Regions from separate parts of the Mus musculus genome. Here region 2 is linked to region 1. Evidence: chromatin loops called from intact Hi-C (ENCODE). Cell type or tissue: left cerebral cortex. All regions are shown on one strand. Links, peaks and the distances in the headings refer to the core of each region. The heading gives the core; the rest is flanking DNA. Region 1 holds the start of Pramel27 (PRAME like 27). Region 2 holds the start of Oog3 (oogenesin 3).

The links. A loop is a pair of places that touch in the nucleus more often than their neighbours do. Peaks named below come from ENCODE experiments on the same cell type or tissue, not always from the same donor. Only the 100,000 strongest peaks of a DNase experiment are listed, where the experiment ranks them.
Region 2: a loop joins it to region 1, with 6 times the contacts of the local background. A loop is called at or near these places in 4 of 42 quality-filtered maps.

The regions. Positions count from the first base shown.
Region 1 is chr4:143,838,734-143,847,074 of GRCm38, forward strand. It overlaps Pramel27 (PRAME like 27), which reads left to right and starts at 7,764. Exons shown (of 4, transcript NM_177571.3): 1 at 7,764-7,835. The coding sequence starts at 7,806. In left cerebral cortex, for the core only: no CTCF peak of the experiment used is centred there; no DNase peak of the experiment used is centred there.
Region 2 is chr4:144,157,605-144,165,945 of GRCm38, forward strand. Oog3 (oogenesin 3) reads right to left here and starts at 5,047. Exons shown (of 4, transcript NM_201258.2): 1 at 4,973-5,047; 2 at 2,601-2,914; 3 at 1,497-2,078; 4 at 1-834. The coding sequence starts at 5,002. The coding sequence ends at 258. In left cerebral cortex, for the core only: no CTCF peak of the experiment used is centred there; no DNase peak of the experiment used is centred there.

The sequences.
Region 1 (8,341 bases), core at 185-8,184:
CAAGCTGCTGAAGCACATGGTCCAGTGTGGACTTTATTACAACAGAGAGGAACCTAATTACTAATATCATTGCCTATCATTTCCAAACACTCAGCTTTTTATTACATAAAGCATTTGGACCTAAAAGGAATAAATACACAGAGACTGCAAACATATAGGTTCCCTCTTTCTTTAGGTCTTTTGAATATATGATCTAGAATGTAGAAAATAATTAAGCCAGCCATTAGACATATAACTGTCCCTCAAATGAAGACCCTAGTTGTGGAGGACAGAACATGTAATTTTCTGTTAAATGGGGCTACGAAACATTAGCTCATTGGGCAATTAATAATGATAATTATATTCATATACAGTGGGTTGGCAACTGCTCTGAAAAATTGGGAAAAACCAACTCCATTCAAATTTAGATTTAGCAAATAATACAAATAATATAAGGGACAGTACAGGAAAACAGAGGCTATATTTAGGGTAGAGCTATTTGATAAGAGCATTTATAGCACTACAGGAATGGTCATTACAACTACCTGGAAAAGAAAGAAGAGAGTCCTGTCTCCACTTAGGAAAAGGACAAATGATGCAATAAGCACTTCTGTTCTGAGAGTGCCAGAAAGGGGCACTTACTGGAACAGAAAAGGGCACCCAATTCTCTTCTCTAAGACGGGTTTTGTGTTAGACATTGCTACTAATGTTTTGCATCTGCATGCCCAGATGCTGAGGATCCTTGTTGCCAATTGGTTTTTGATCTATCAAAAACTTGCCAGTGGTGAATAGTTGGACATGGGATGGGACATTGAGATTTGTGTGGGTAGAGCACAGTGAGAATAGAGAAGACTGGGGAGGAAGAACTGACAGAGTAGCAACAGGAGATGAAGCTAACGAGCACAGGGAGAATTCAGGGAAGTAGCCAGTGGCAACAGATGGCACCAGAACAGGCTCTCAGAGTTGGAACCAAACAAATGACATACACAGGCTGGACCTAGGCTTCCCAGCTCATGTGTAGATGTGCAGCTTGACCTTCAAGTGAGTCCCAAGCAACTGGAGTGCTGAGTATTACAAAAGCTCTAGCCTGTATATAGGATTTGTTCTTCTAGCTGGTCTGTCTTGTCAGGTCTCAGTGGGAGAGGACACACGTAACCTAACAATGACTTGAAGTGCCAGGGTGTGTGAGTTATTGGGGGCAGGGGGGAGCCCCAACCACTAAAAGGAGAATGAGAGTGGGCCGTGGGGAAAGGATTGTGGGAGTGGCTGACAGTGAGGGATGGAGGTAAAGAGAATAAGTAAAATTGTAATTAAAAAAAGAAAGGAAGGAAAAGGAACAGGCTTCTTCCTGCAAGTTTGAGGAAATCCTATGTTCCATGAAAAGAACAGACCATGTATCAATCAGCACATACAAATACTGCTTGTGTTTTTCTAATTTGTTTCTTTGCTCATTTGTTTTGTTTTGTATTTTTGAGACCCATAATATCCCAAGCTGTTTTGGAACACACCATATAGATCAGTTGGGCTTCAAAGTCAAGATATCCCCCTGCCTCTGACTCCGAGTGACTGGGATTAAAGGCACACCCAAAAATGCCAGGCTTAAATTGACATAAAGATCTGCAGTGAAGACACTTGAATAGCTGACACCTCTCATTCTAGCCAGAATGGCCTTGAATTCAACGTCACCCTGACATTCTTAGTGAGACTGCCTCAAAAAACAAAAAACAAAGCAACTCCTAGAAAGCACAATGACCCAATTGATAATTAAATATACTTGAGAACACACTTAGATATTCTGGTTAAGGGGCACTCAAGTGGCCAAGGACAGGGAATCTCTGTGAGTTCAGGCCAGCTAGGCTTATGTAGAGAGAATTCATCTCAAAAAAGAAAAAAAAATATATATATGTATATATACACATACATATATACATATACATATATATGTATATATATATTACTTGAAGTGAGGACAAGGCTAGACTAGGCTGTATGAGTTGACAGACTTACTGATCTAGACACTGGTGAGAGGTTTCTGTATTTAGACATGGGAAATCTTCACTCCTGGTTCCAAGACACCGTGATTTTCTGGATGATCCTTGGTAGCCACACCCTCCCAGGCAAAGACAGCCTCTGATTGAATAATTGAGTCTCCACCCACTTGCTCATTTTCAAATCTATACCAGGAAGAAACTTAGACCACACTGATAGTCAAGAACTGATTTCTTGAGGCCAGGTGGTTGTGGCTTTAACCCCTGTACTTGTTAGGCAGAGGCTGAAGGATTTCTGAGTTCAATGAAGCCTTGTCTATGAGCCAGTAGAATTTTCCCAAGAAAATGAGAGATGACGCTTGGATGCAGACCTGTCTATGCCTGTACACAGAGAGTAAAAGCTGACACAGGAAGCCAGATGGGATGATGCACTGGATTTCAACCAAAAGAAAACAAAAGAGACTGGGAAATGCACTTCCTACTCATTAAAGGAAAAATGCACCAAGGGGACTTCTCAGTTATGAACATCTGTGCCTCAAATTCAAGGACACACACACATTCATAAAAGAAACATTCATTAAAATATAGTTTGAGGCCAGCCTGGACTATATGAAGAGCTCCAGGACAGCCAGGGATAACATAGAGATCACTAGTCTCAAAACAAACAAACAAATCCTCATGTTTACATATCACACAATAATCCATCACACCACAGAAAGAAAAGTGCAAATCTCAATGAATTTATTGGATGGTGCATAGACTGAAAGATTTCCTTTTGGGAAAACAACAAAACCAAAACTAGCCTGAAACTCAAAAGCCCATCAAATAAATTAATCCATAAAACTAATATTTATGTACTCATTTTTAACTTGTGTTTGGGCAAGGTTTTCATCTGTAGCTAAGGTTGATCTGAAACCCTAATTCTCAGCACTCCTCCTGCCTCAGCATCCCACTTGATAGAATGACTGTTGTAAACTAACATACCTGGCTCAGTTTTCTTCACATATGATGCACACAGTGCTGAGTTTCTGTCCCATTGGCATTGCTCTATTTCTGATACTACACATAAACACAGAATCTCCTAAAAATATCCTCTGAGGACTTTGTGACAAATACATTGTCACAACTGTGCATTCTTTCCAGAAATTTATAGCTGAGTTATATGCTCTGTCATTGTTCAGCTGTGTTAACTATCTGCTCAAGAGGGCTGAGGCAGGAGGATTGCTTGTGCCTGTTGTTGTGAGGCAGCAGTTCTGGACATGCAGTCTGGAGATGGTGTTGATTGATGTTGGTAGTAGGTGCCTCAGTAGAGAGGGAATCTCATCAAGATGTTAAGCCTTCATTTTCAAAGGAGCAGGGGCCATAGTCTCCCCTAGAAGACTGGCACCTAGCTAGCTCACTGTAGTTATTTGTTCAAACACCAAAATATTTGTTCCAGCTACCAAAATTATCTAACCCTTGCTGCTCATGAGAGCAGACAACCTGCACTAATCTCAGTCCCTTTTGACCAAGGCTAGCTGTAATCAAAAGAAAGAACTCTAGATTTCCCAGGAGTGTCTTAGGACCAAGAAGAGTGTAGTGTTTAGCTGCAAGCAATCAAATAACACTGAGAGCAGATATTCCAAAGAGACAACATTTGTTCAAGTTTCAAACAGTCTCATGGCAATTTCTTGACACATACTGATTGACCCAAACATACCAAAGGCTTATGTGTCATTGAAAACTGTTTCAAATTTGTGTCATTTATACAGATGGTGTTCTTGTCTCCGTAACAAAAGAAAATGTCTCAGAAGAGTCCACACAAGAAGCTGAAGAACGGCTGTTAATAATTTGAGGTGAACTAGGCATAGTCAAACACGCCTTTTCTCTCAGCATCTTGGAGACTGAGGCAAGCTTATCTTTGTGAGTTTATGGTCAGACCGGTCTACCCAAAAAGGTCAGAAAAGCCAGAACTCCATGGTTAAATCCTGTTTCAAAAACAAGATGATATTTGAGACAAGATGTTGCCTCACACTTATCAGAACAAGAGGTAGAAATGGTGTTGTCACATCTTCTGGGCAAATAAACTCATTTTTAGTCAACCATGACTATGTGATCCTTTCATTTTGGTGCTCCAGGAGCAGAGACAGGGTAATCTCTGTGTTCAGGGCCAATCTGGTCTAAGTAGAGACTGCCAACCCTTTCATGTCTTCAGAGTGAAGCTATATCTTCATTAATATTTGTGAGATGACAGGTGACTCAGGTGTTTAGAGCAGAGACTGATCGTTCAGAGGACTCAACTAAAATTTCCAGTTCCCATATCAGGTACAACCACCTAAAACTCTATATCGAGAGGGACCCAACTCCTTTGGCCTCTGGGAAGTTTCATCCATGTGAACATTTCTCATTAAAGACACACATATACACATAATTAAAAATTAGAAAACTTTAAAGTGTGATGAATGAGATTATCACCCCAGCAATATAATGAATGAAGAAGTAAATGAATAAATGTGTATATATATGTATATATATACAGAGGTGTGTACTAAAATCAAATTAAAGATGATTTCTAAGCAGTATTTTATTTATGCACAGGAGACCAGAGCATCTGTGATAAAATATTAATATTAGTGATTTTCATTTTAAAAGTAGTCTTTATTTTGTTTTTTTTTTGGGGGGGGGCAGTGGTCTTCTTTGTTTCTTTCCCTCTATCTTTCTTTTGACAGTTTATTTGGGTAATGCTGGCTGTCCTAGAACTTTCTTTATAGAAAAGTTTGGCCTCCAACTCAGAGATCTTCCTGCCTCTACCTCTCTAGTTAAGTGGAAACTTCTAGTTTCTTTGGGAAGTTCGTTATATCAAATGATGTTTTGCTGGGCTACACAGGTGAAAGGTTGTCTTACTAAAGCAAACACTAGGAAGATTGTTTTCCTGAGGCAAGTCCAGGTGAAAAAAGTTTTGCTGGAGCAGACACAGGAAAGAATGTTTACCTGAAGCACACACAGGTGAAAGGATGCTTTGACATAGCAGACAAGTAAAGAATACTTGATAAAGGAGTTAATGTAACCTCACAAACAGTGGGAGACTAGCATTGACCTTTGTTTTGGATTGCTCTTCCCCACTATTTTTCCCTAACAGCACCCATGTTTTGGTTTGCCTTACATAGCAATGCTGAGGTCAACTTGTGATTATGTCACTATTGAGAGAAATTTGCCAAGAACTGCTCATGAGTTACTTGTGCCAGCTTGATGCTTCTGTGGCCACTCCTGAGACCAATGGGCAAGCCTGGTGATTTCTTCAGGATTGAACTACAGCTGCAGGCTCTTTGTCTGCCTGCTAAAAGGACTGGAATGAAGATGCTGGTTCCTGTGTCTTGGGCTGCCTTGGTCTCCCTTTAATCTCTCGGTGTGCACAAGCTCTGGACATTACTCATTATAGATCTCCACAGAGTCAGAAGGGGTCTGGTAAAATACTCAGTTACCATATATTCATGCTATAATTTAGTCTCCTCCCCCCATCCCAGGAACCACCAGAAGCCCAGAGTCCCTGATCTGCAATACTAGAGAACTCAGTTTACCCTGTTGTACTCTGCTACATCCACTCCAGTAATGACTCACATTACAGGTTTAGAAACCTGAAAGCAGTCCTGAGGCAAAGAGTTTCAAGGACAGTTTGCCTCCTGGAACCTTGGCATTCCCATAGGCCATATACTCAAACCCTGTCGCCATGTTAGTCTGGTGTATGGATCTGTGTGCTTTCTTGTATTATAGCTGCTTCCAAGTAATGATTTTACAAATACTTAAATCAGGTTGAATTTTACTCCCTGGCCTACACCAGTGTTCGATAATCCTTGAAGTCAACTCTGAGCTTGGAATTCAGTAAGAATGTTACCTATTCAGTAACATTCAAATTCATTTCTAATAGAGACAGTGAAACTAAGTAGGCATTACAATTTACTTGAACAGAGCTAGAAAAGCTCAGGGCTAGTCTGCATAGTAATTACTTAGGACAATAGCCGAGTCACACCCAAACACAGGAATATACATTGGCCTAGGAAATAAGTAGATTGTAGTATTATTCATGAAAGGGTTAGTAGAATGGAATTCCCCTCGTGCAGGTTTTTCCACTAGGCCCAGAAGAATAGCATAATCATGTATTTACTAAAGATCCCCTGGTGGTGGGTTTAACAATATTCTAGCATTGTATCAGAGCATTCACCTGGCTCCTGTGTTTAGCTGATCTTAATTAGGGTTGTTCCTATTCACAGTTGTAAATACTGCCTGGCTCCCACCATCTTTTTATGTATACGTTTTCTTTGTTTTGTGTTAAGAACCAGTGTACCTTGGGATGTACTCACCTAGCCTTCTTGTTTTTCTTCTGTATTGAAATCCTGGTGTTGCTTGGAAAAAAAATACATTCAGATTCAACACTCCCTTGTGTCTGTTTCCTTTTGTCAATTCTCGACAACTCTTTGCCCACCTATCTGGAATCTTAATTCCCCACAGGTTGAGAGAAGCCAACTGAGCCCGGTCCATGGAAGTACTCTCTAGTTGTCTCAAGTCCAAACACTCAACAGCCTCAGGATATGGAGCTCCCAGAAGAACCGACCCAGATACAATTAACCTTTGTCTCACCAGGTACCAAAGCCTGCTTCTTTGACTCTCATTTCCCTTTGGAAAGGTTATTCAGGAGAAGCCAATGTGACCAGCTTCTTGTCATGGCAAAAAGACAGGCCGTTAAAAAAGGCAGTACTACTGTGGTATGCCCAACAACATAGGTTCTGCTTTCCACAGATTGAGTCTTCCATGGACTGAGTGAAGAGAATCTCTGAAATGTATGGCATTTGTCTTTACTTTTGAAGTTATTACAAGGTCCTGTGGACATTGTGCTTTATTACACTAATTTGGAGAATCATGTAGAAGGTCTGTTAACTAGTGACCACCTGGCTGCCCATCCAGACTGTCTAAAATTTAAAAGTGAACCAAGATATGTAAGTTCCTCTGGCAGCTCTGGAGCCATGTGAATCTGAGATAGACTTGTCAGTGAATATCTTCAGCTTGCATTGCTCTCCCTCCTCTCCTTTCTGCTCTCTCTTTCTTGCTGTGGGTAGCTGTGAAATTTGTACACTGAGACAGGATGCTCTAGACTTTAAGACAAATCTGGGCTGTGTGGCGAGACCCAGTGTCAGAAATCAAAGAAGAAGGAATCAAATTCAAATGAATGTTTGCAAAGCCTACACAGGAGAAAAGTGCTAGAACATGGAGGGGGAAACACAGGAATCACTGCAAAGGGACTGGATAAGGGTGAGTGCTTATTGAGGATGCAAGATACCTTTCTATATGAACCATGTTGGCCTGATACAGCCATTTATGTGGTTCCCTTACATACCCTGAATCATGTCCATGGTGATGCTCACAGGCCTAACACTAGCAGTTGTGTGGTCAGAAAACAGAAGTCCTTGCGGTTGACCTAAATTTATAGTCAGGATGTGATTGGTTAGTGCCATATGCTTGGAGACAAGAGTGATCTTGAACTCAGAGATCTACCTGCCTCTGCTTTGCAATTGATGTTATCAAAGGCATCAAGCTCAATCACTTGGCTTCAATAAATAAGTTCTTGACTATCATTCTGGACAAAGATTCTTCCTGAGTACAGATCTGATCCAAATTATCTACAACATTCAAATCTGAATATGAGCAAGTGGTTGGAGACTCAGTTTTTAAATCAGAGGCATACTTTGGCTTGGGGGGGTGTGGCCACAAAGGGGGACTTCACCTGGAAGTTATATAAAGGGTCATACAGGTAGAGGTAGTCTCAGTCTCTTGGAGCTTGGAGTCACAACCTAACTCTGTCTGATTATGGTGATCTGTCAGCAGTGTCCAGATCAAGTAAGTCTTTCAGCTCCATAAGGATACCTCATCTGATAGAACCTAGTCTAGCCTTGCCCTCACTTGAAATTTTTTGTTTTGTTTTGTTTTTTGAGACAGGGTTTCTCTGTATAGCCTTGGCTCTCGTGGAACTCACTTTGTAGACCAAGCTGGCCTCGAACTCAGAAATCTGCCTCCCTCTGCCTCACAAGTGCTGGGATTAAAGGTGTGCACCACCAAAGCCTGGCCCTCACTTGAAATTTTGTTCACATAATTTTTTACTTGCTAGTTCTCTCTCTCTCTCTCTCTCTCTCTCTCTCTCTCTCTCTCTCTCTCTCTCTCTCCCTCTCCCTCTCCCTCTCCCTCTCCCTCTCCCTCTCCCTCTCCCTCTCCCTCTCCCTCTCCCTCTCCCTCTCCCTCTCCCTGTCTCTCTCTCCCTCTCCCTCTCCCTCTCTTTCTCCCCCTCTCTCTCTCTTTGAGATGAGTTCTCTCAACATAAGATTGCCTTGCCTGTATCCTAGATACTC
Region 2 (8,341 bases), core at 245-8,244, 320 kb after region 1:
GAACAATATCCTCATGGAAGTTTGCCTCTATTGTAACATACTCAATCTACAATAATCCTAGAGAATAAAAGCATGCTTGACACTTCTTGCAGATGGTACATTCATTCACTAGCTCAGAGGAATATCTTGCATTTTTATTGTTTATCTCAGACCTTTACATGATTGACAAATCCATGTTCCTTTAACCAAGGGAAATTCAACTAAGATTTCATCGATCCCCAATACTAAGCTTGCATTTCTCTGTTCCACAATCAACCTTACAGGGTTGTGTCTTCCAAAGAGAAACGTTGGGTCTTTGGATCATAAACATAGTATCTACCACATTTAGAACATGGGTTTGTAACAAAGGCAATATCCTTGGGCTGTCTTTTGGCCCTGAGTATATCCAGGAGTTCGGGACAAAATTGTTCTAATCTGTGTGATAGTATTAAACCCCTGTCATCATAGCACTCAAGAGGGGCAGGGTACAGCTCATAGCTCAGCTGAGTCAGCTTGGATGTGTGCTGTAGAAGTTGTTTCAGGAACAGCAGAGAGAGTTCATTTTCCCAAAAACTGACATCTGTGAGGTGGGAACATTGACTTAGGGCAGGCAGCAGGGCATTGAATTGAGGTTCCCCCATATCACATGACTTTAATTCCAAGCATTCCAGGGTATGTCTAACACTCTCAAGGAGAAACCCGAGAGGATCAAGGCATAAATGATTTAAAGGTATATCAATAAGGTACAAACATTTTAGCTCAAAAATATTCAGGCAATAGGGCAGGCAATCCAAGTCTGACTGTGAGAGTTCACAGTTACTGATGCAAAATGATACCAATGGCTTCTTCAGGCACCTGGGGAGAGAAGAAATGATTGCTTTTTGGCAAATGTTGTTGAAAAGGGTTGATATAATTGACAGCTAAGCAGATGACACTTCTCCCAAACTATTCTGAGTATATATTGTGGTCAACCCTCCACCCAGGACATGTCCTTCTATTATCTGCTCATTCAACTCAGACCATTCTAGTTTGAGGCCTGTAGATATCAACATATTCATGATTCAGTGCCTTGCTGGAAACTACAGCAATGGATATTTCAGGTTAACATGGTATATATAGGAAGGACTTCTTATCCCAAACAAAGTTGAACAACTTCTTTGTGCTATTGTTAAGAGTTCTCAGAGGTTTTGATCCTCCAAGGTCCATAATCCTGTCTTCACCTTGAAACATAATGTTGCATATTTCTCATCTAGTCAACCTGTTTCTGGACTCAAATACTTTCACACATGAGCAATAAGAGGCATGCTTATGCCTGGAAATACATATCTTAGCACAGGGCTCATCTGCTCAGATATGCTATGTCTCTAACAATGCTAGGTTTATGGTGTCCAGATCATAAAGCACTCCATAGCGTTCAAAAGACAAAACAAAATAAAACAAAAGAAATGAAGGCAAAAGAAAAAAAAACAGATGTGTTTTATCTGGTGTATGACATGACCCCCTCAGTCCTACCTTACCTGAGGATTTCATTCAGGTTGCCATATATAAAGTAGACATCATTTACACAGAGTTTCTGGAGACAGGGAAATGTGGGAAGTTGAGAAACCAATGTGATCATTTCTTCCTCACACATTTCAGAATCACCCATACTGAGGGAATCTGTGACGTGATCAAGTGTGAGTTCAAGAAGATTGTCCATCTGTCTCAGGTAGGGATTAAGAAAAGCCAAATCTTCTAGGCAAAGAGAATACAGCTCCAGCTCCTGTATACAATCTGCATTTACAATTTTGAAGATTTCTATCACTGTGTCTTTGGTTAAGGTTTCAATTACCAGCTTTCTGCAGAGTAGGTGAATGGAATCTTTTCTCTGCTGGGCCCACTCCAACAAGTATGTGGCAGAATCATCAAGTCTGCCCTTCATGACAGAGAGTTCAGTTGTTACCCTCAATTCTTTCTTTACCCCACAGTCAGGGTTGTTCTGCACGGGATGCTTCTGTGTCATTAACTCTGGTAAGTCTTCAGCTTCATGGGATCCAGGCCATATCCCACAAAAGTCATGCTGTTCATCTCTCCATTTGAGTACTCTGAGTTTGCACCTACTGTTGGAGAAATGAGTATAATTTTTAGAAGGTAAGAGAAGACACATCTTATAGTCTGATTCTCTTCCACATATCACACTTTAGCGGTTTCTTCTAAAACTTTGCTTTGTCTTGTGCCTAGAATCAAACTCTGAGCCTTGTGCTCAAGAAATGGATAGCATTCTTTGCAAGAGGGGCATCTTTAGTCCTGTCTTATTTCTCTTCATTCCAAGCCCCTTAATCCCAATCTCATTTCACTTGTACCTTTAAGGGATGCAGGTAAACCCATTTTTCATTGGGTGTGTCTACTCTTTTCTGTGTATTACATTATTTATTATTTTCCCAGAGATATGAGACATAGACCAAGCCTCTACACTCCTCTAAACCTCTACACCCAGAAGAGAATAGTCCAGACTGTGGGTTGAAGAAAGAATTGATGATCAGAACCCTCTGATCCACACTCAAGCAAATATTATCTGTCTCTAGTTGCTCCTTCTCAGCCTCTTAGAGAATCTTCCTCCAACCCCAGCAAATCTTGCCTACCTGGAGCGAACCTTTTGTGCAAGAAGTATATCTAGTCCATCAAGAACAGCCTTCAAAGTCTTCAGGTTGCAGTTGTTTGTCAGTGCTCCTACAGAAAGGTATGGGAAGGGCCACATAGGTATCATGGCCTTCAAGATCTTTGTATGACCATTAATGAAGGCCTCCTCAAATATCACTGGGAACAGCATATTTGGCAGGCCCTTGAGAGCAGAAATGACCAAAGCCTCCTCCCTCAGTAGCCTCTGTCTTGCCAGTTTCACCAGGGTGGATGGGGAGTAGACACTAACTGCTTCTTCTTCTTCTGAAGAGTCATCCTAGGGAAGCAGAGAAAAATACCATTAATGACAAGAAACATAGGAATCCCTTCTGCTCACAGAGAGAAGTGTGAAGGCTAGATTACTATTGATAAGAATTCAGAACTCAGTTTACCAATTTGAGCACCTTCAGTTTTTTTCTTTCTTCCTTTAGGTAATGTCTTTACAGAACTACGTATATCCTTAGCTGTGCTGAAATTTGTTTTATAGACCACACTGGCCTGGATCCTACAGAAATTTGTTTGCCTGTACTTCCCAAGTGCTGAGATTAAATGTGTGGTCCATCACTGCTCAGCCTATGCCATCATAGCATTTTTAATCCAGAACTGCTTGGATTGGCCTGTGTTGGCTTTAAAGCCCTAACTGTCTCTGGTGTTGTGAAGCATCTCCAAAGTATCCTAGTTCCCAAAAGCCACATCCTATTGTAGCCAGAGCTGGGGTGAATATATTCCACTGGGAAGGCATCACCAGAAACTCTGAAGACTCAGCCATTTGTTGGATGATGAATAGACTGTGTTTAGTTCTCCAGGGCCAAAAAAAAAAAAAAAAAAAAAAAGCAAAGGAAACAGTTTCCAAATTTTCCACAATTATCTATTCATCCAGCTACACTGCATGGAATAAGTCATAGCATCTTTGAAATCCCAATCATTAGTAATTGGCATCAATTTTGATTATGACTCATACAGGTCTTTTGGAGAATATTTTGTTAAAGTTCCAAGTTTCAGGTTTGTAAACTACAGAGCTAAATAGAGTGGGAAAGAAAAATCTAAAGTCAGTAATCTTTCAGTAGCCACTGGCAAGGTCTGTAACTCTTTATAAAGCATCCATAAAGAAGAGACTATGTGCCTGGCATGGTTGCCCATGCCTTTAATCCCAGCACTTGGGAGGCAGAGGCAAGTGGATTTCTGAGTTCGAGTCCATACTGGTCTACAAAGTGAGTTCCAGGACAGCCAGGGATACACAGAGAAACCCTGTCTCTAAAAACAAATGACCCAATTAATAATTAGGTATAATTTAGAACACATTTTGGTAGTCTGGTTAAGCAGTCCTCACATGGTCAAGGCAGGAGAATCTCTGAATTTCACGTTTGGCATTTTTTTTTAAATTTACATTCCAGCCATTGCTCACTCCCACTACAGTTCCTCATCCAGTTCCTCTTCCCAGTTTCCACAAAGAGGGTGCTCCCCTTCTCCGCTAAACTCCATCCTCGGCATCTCCCTTTTCTAGGGCCTCAAGTCTACAGAATAAGTCACATTTTCAACCACTGAAACCAGACAAGGCATTCCTCTACCCTGTATGTGCTGGGGCCTTTGGAATAGCCTGTGTATGCTGCCTGGCTGGTTGGCTCAGTCTCTAGGAGCTGCCAGGTGTCTAGGTTAGTTGAGACAGGTGATCTTACTTGGGGGTCATCCTCTTCAGCTTCTTTAATCCTTCCCCTAATTCAACCAAAGAAGAAACTCAAATAACACAGAAACACTTAAAAAATATTCAAATCCTTAATCATTATGAAATGCAAAAAAACAAACGACCTTAAGATTCTACCCTAGAATAATCAGAATGGCTAAGATCAAAAACTCAAGTGACTGCACATTCTAGTGAGAATGTGGAGAAAGGGGAACATGACTCCATTGCTGGTGAAATTGCAAACTGGTGCAACCATAATGGATACCAATCTGGTGGTTTCTCAGAAAATTGGAAACAGTTATACCTGAAGACCCAGATATACCACTCTGGAGCATATACCCAGAAGATACCCAACAATACCACAAAGAAATATGCTCCACTATATTCACAGCAGGTTTATTTGTAATAGCCCAAAACTCAAAATGACATGCATGGTATATACTAATTGGTAAGTGAGCATTAGGCAAAATATACAGAATATCCAGGACACAGGCCAGGCAATGTTATGTTGAAAGAACTCATCTTGGGAGGGGGAGGGGGAGGGGGAGAGGGAGAACTAGCAAGTAAGAAATTATGTGAACAAAATTTCAAATGAGGTCAAGGCTAGACTAGGTTGCATCAGATGAGGTATTCTTATGAAGCTGAAAGACTTACTTGATCTAGACACTGGTGACAGATCATCATAGTCAGACTGAGGTAGGCTATGATTCCAACCTCCAAGAACCCAAGAGTTTCTTTGCCTGCTATGACCCTTTATATAATTTTCAGCTGAAGCCTCCCTTTGTGGCCACACCCCCAAGCCAAAGTAGGCCTCTGATTCAAAAACTGAGTCTCCACCCACTTGCTCATATTCAGATTTGGATGGTTTAGATAATTTGGATCAGATCACTACTCAAGAAGAATAATAGTCCATAACTTGTTTATTGAAGACAAGTGTTTGAGCATGATGCCATTAATCACAGTAATTGCGAAGCAGAGGCAGATAGATCTCTGAGTTCAAGACCACTCTTATCTAAAAGCATATGGCCCTGACCAAACTCATTTTGACTATAAATTTTGGCCAACCACAAGGACACTGACTTCTGTTTTCCGAACACACAACTGCTAGTGTTAGGTCTGTGAGTATCACCGTGGGAATGATTCAGGGTATGGAAAGAAACCACAGAAATGGCTGTATCAATGCAATATGGTGCATGTAGAAAGGTCTCTTACATCCTCAATAAGCACTCACCCTTATGCCAGTCCCTTTCCAGTGATTCATGTGTTTCCTCCTCCATATTCCAGCACTTCTGTCCTGTGTAGGCTTTGCAAACATTCATTTGCAAACATTCATTTGAGTTTGATTCCTTCTTCTTTGATTTCTGACACTGTGTCTCACCACACAGCCCAGACTTGTCTTAGAGTATAGAGCACGCTGTCTCAGTGTGCAAATATCGCAGCTACACACAGCAAGAAAGAGAGAGCAGAAAGGAGAGAAGGGAGAGCAATGCAAGCTGAAGTTATTCACTGGCAATTCTATCTCAGATTCAGTCTTCAGGGTAATCTTATATAGTCACATGGCTCCAGAGCTGCTAGAGGAAATTACATATCTTGGTTCACTTTTAAATTTCAGACAGTCTGGATGGGCAGCCAGGTGGTCACTAGTTAACAGACCTTCTACATGATTCTCCAAATTAGTGTAATAAAGCCCAGTGTCCACAGGACCTTGTAATAATTTCAAAAGTAAAGACTAATGCCATACATTTCAGAGATTTTCCTCAGTCAGTCCTTGGAAGAAAATCTGTGGAAAGCAAAACCCATGTTGTTGGGCATAACACAGTATTACTGCTTCTTTTGAGGGCCTTAATAGGTTATTAGTGTCATTTTACCATAACAAGAAGCTGGTCATATTGTCTTCTCCTGAATAACCTTTCCAAAGGAAATGATATTCAAAGGAGCGGGGTCTGGTACCTGGTGGGAGAAAGGTTAATTGTATCTGGGTTGGTTCTTGTGGGAGCTCCATATCCTGAGACTGATGAGTGTTTGGACTTGAGACAGCTAGAGAGTACAACAGGGCACACTGAGTTCTCTAGTATTGCAGATCAGGGACTCTGGGCTTCTGGATGGTGGAGACTAAATTATAGCATGGATATATGGTAACTGAATGTTTTACCAGACCCCTTATGACTCTGTGGACAGCCATGCTGAATAATATCCAGAGCTTGTGCACACTGAGAGCATAAAGGTAGGCCAAGGCAGCCCAAGACACAGGAACCAGCATCTTCATTACAGTCCTTTTAGCAGGCAGACACTAGGCAGGAACCTGAAGGTGTAGTTCAATCCTGAAGAAATCACCAGGCTTGCCAATTGGTCTCAGGAGTGGCCACAGAAGCATCAAGCTGGCACAGGTACCTCATGAGCAGTTTTTGGCAAATTTCTCTCAGTAGTGGCATTATCACAAGTTGACCTCAGCATTGCTATGTAAGGCAAACCAAAACATGGGTGCTGTTAGGGAAAAATAGTGGGGAAGAGCAATCCAAAACAAAGGTCAATGCTGGTCTCCCACTGTTTGTGGGGTTACATTAACTCCTTTATCAAGTATCCTTTACTTGTCTGCTATGTCAAAGCATCCTTTCACCTGTGTCTTCTTCAGGTAAACATTCTTTCCTGTGTCTGCTCCAGCAAAACTTTTTCCACCTTGGCCTGCCTCAGGAAAACAATCTTCCTAGTGTTTGCTTTAGTAAGACAACCTTTCACCTGTGTAGCCCAGCAAAACATCATTTGATATAAAGAACTTTCCAAAGAAACTAGAAGTTTCCACTTAACTAGAGAGGTAGATGCAGGAAGATCTCTGAGTTGGAGGCCAACCTTTTCTACAGAGCAAGTTCTAGGACAGCCAACATTACCCAAATAAACTGCCAAAAGAAAGATAGAGGGAAAGAAACAAAGAAGGACCCCCCAAAAATCCAAAATAAAGAATACTTTCAAAATGAAAATCACCTATAAATATTTAATCACAGATGCTCTTGTCTGCTGTGCATAAATAAAATACTGCTTATAAATCATCTTTATTTTGATTTTAGTACACACACACACACACACACACACACACACATTTATTCATTTACTTCATTCATTACGTTGCTGGGGTGATAATCTCATTTATCACACTTTAAAGTTTTCTAATTTTTAATTATGTATATGTGTGTCTTTAATGAGAAATGTTCACATGGATGAAACGTCCCAGAGGCTAAAGGAGTTGGATCCCTCTGGATTTAGAGTTTTAGGTGGTTGTGAGGTACCTCATAGGCAAACTGGGGATTTTAGTTGAATCCTCTGAATGATCAGTCTCTGCTCTAAACACCTGAGTCACCTGTCATCTCACAAATATTAATGAAGGTATAGCATCTGTACTGGCTAGTTTTGTGACAACTTGACACAGCTGGAGTTATCACAGAGAAAGCAGCTTCAGTTGAGGAAAGGCCTCCATGAGATCCAACTGTAAGGCATTTTCTCAATTAGTGATAAAGGGGGGAAAGACCCCTTGTGGGTAGGACCATCTCTGGGTTGGTAGTCTTGGTTCTATAAGAGAGCAGGCTGAGCAAGCCAGTAAAGAACATCCCTCCATGGCCTCTGCATCAGCTCCTGCTTCCTGACCTGCTTGAGTTCCAGTCCTGACTTTCTTTGGTAATAAACAGCAATGTGGAAAATATAAGCTGAATAAACCCTTTCCTCCTCAACTTGCTTCTTGGTCATGATGTTTGTGCAGGAATAGAAACCCTGACTAAGACAGCATCACTCTGAAGACATGAATGTTTGGGAGTCTCTACTTAGACCAGATTGGCCAAGAACACAGAGATTACCCTATCTCTGCTCCTGGAGCCCCAAAATGAAAGGATCACACAGTCATGCTTGACTAAGAATGTGTTTATTTGCCCAGAAGATGTGACAACACCATTTCTACTTCTTGTTGTAATAAGTGTGAGGCAACATCTTGTCTCCAATATCATCCTGTTTCTGAAACAGAATCTAACCATGTAGTTC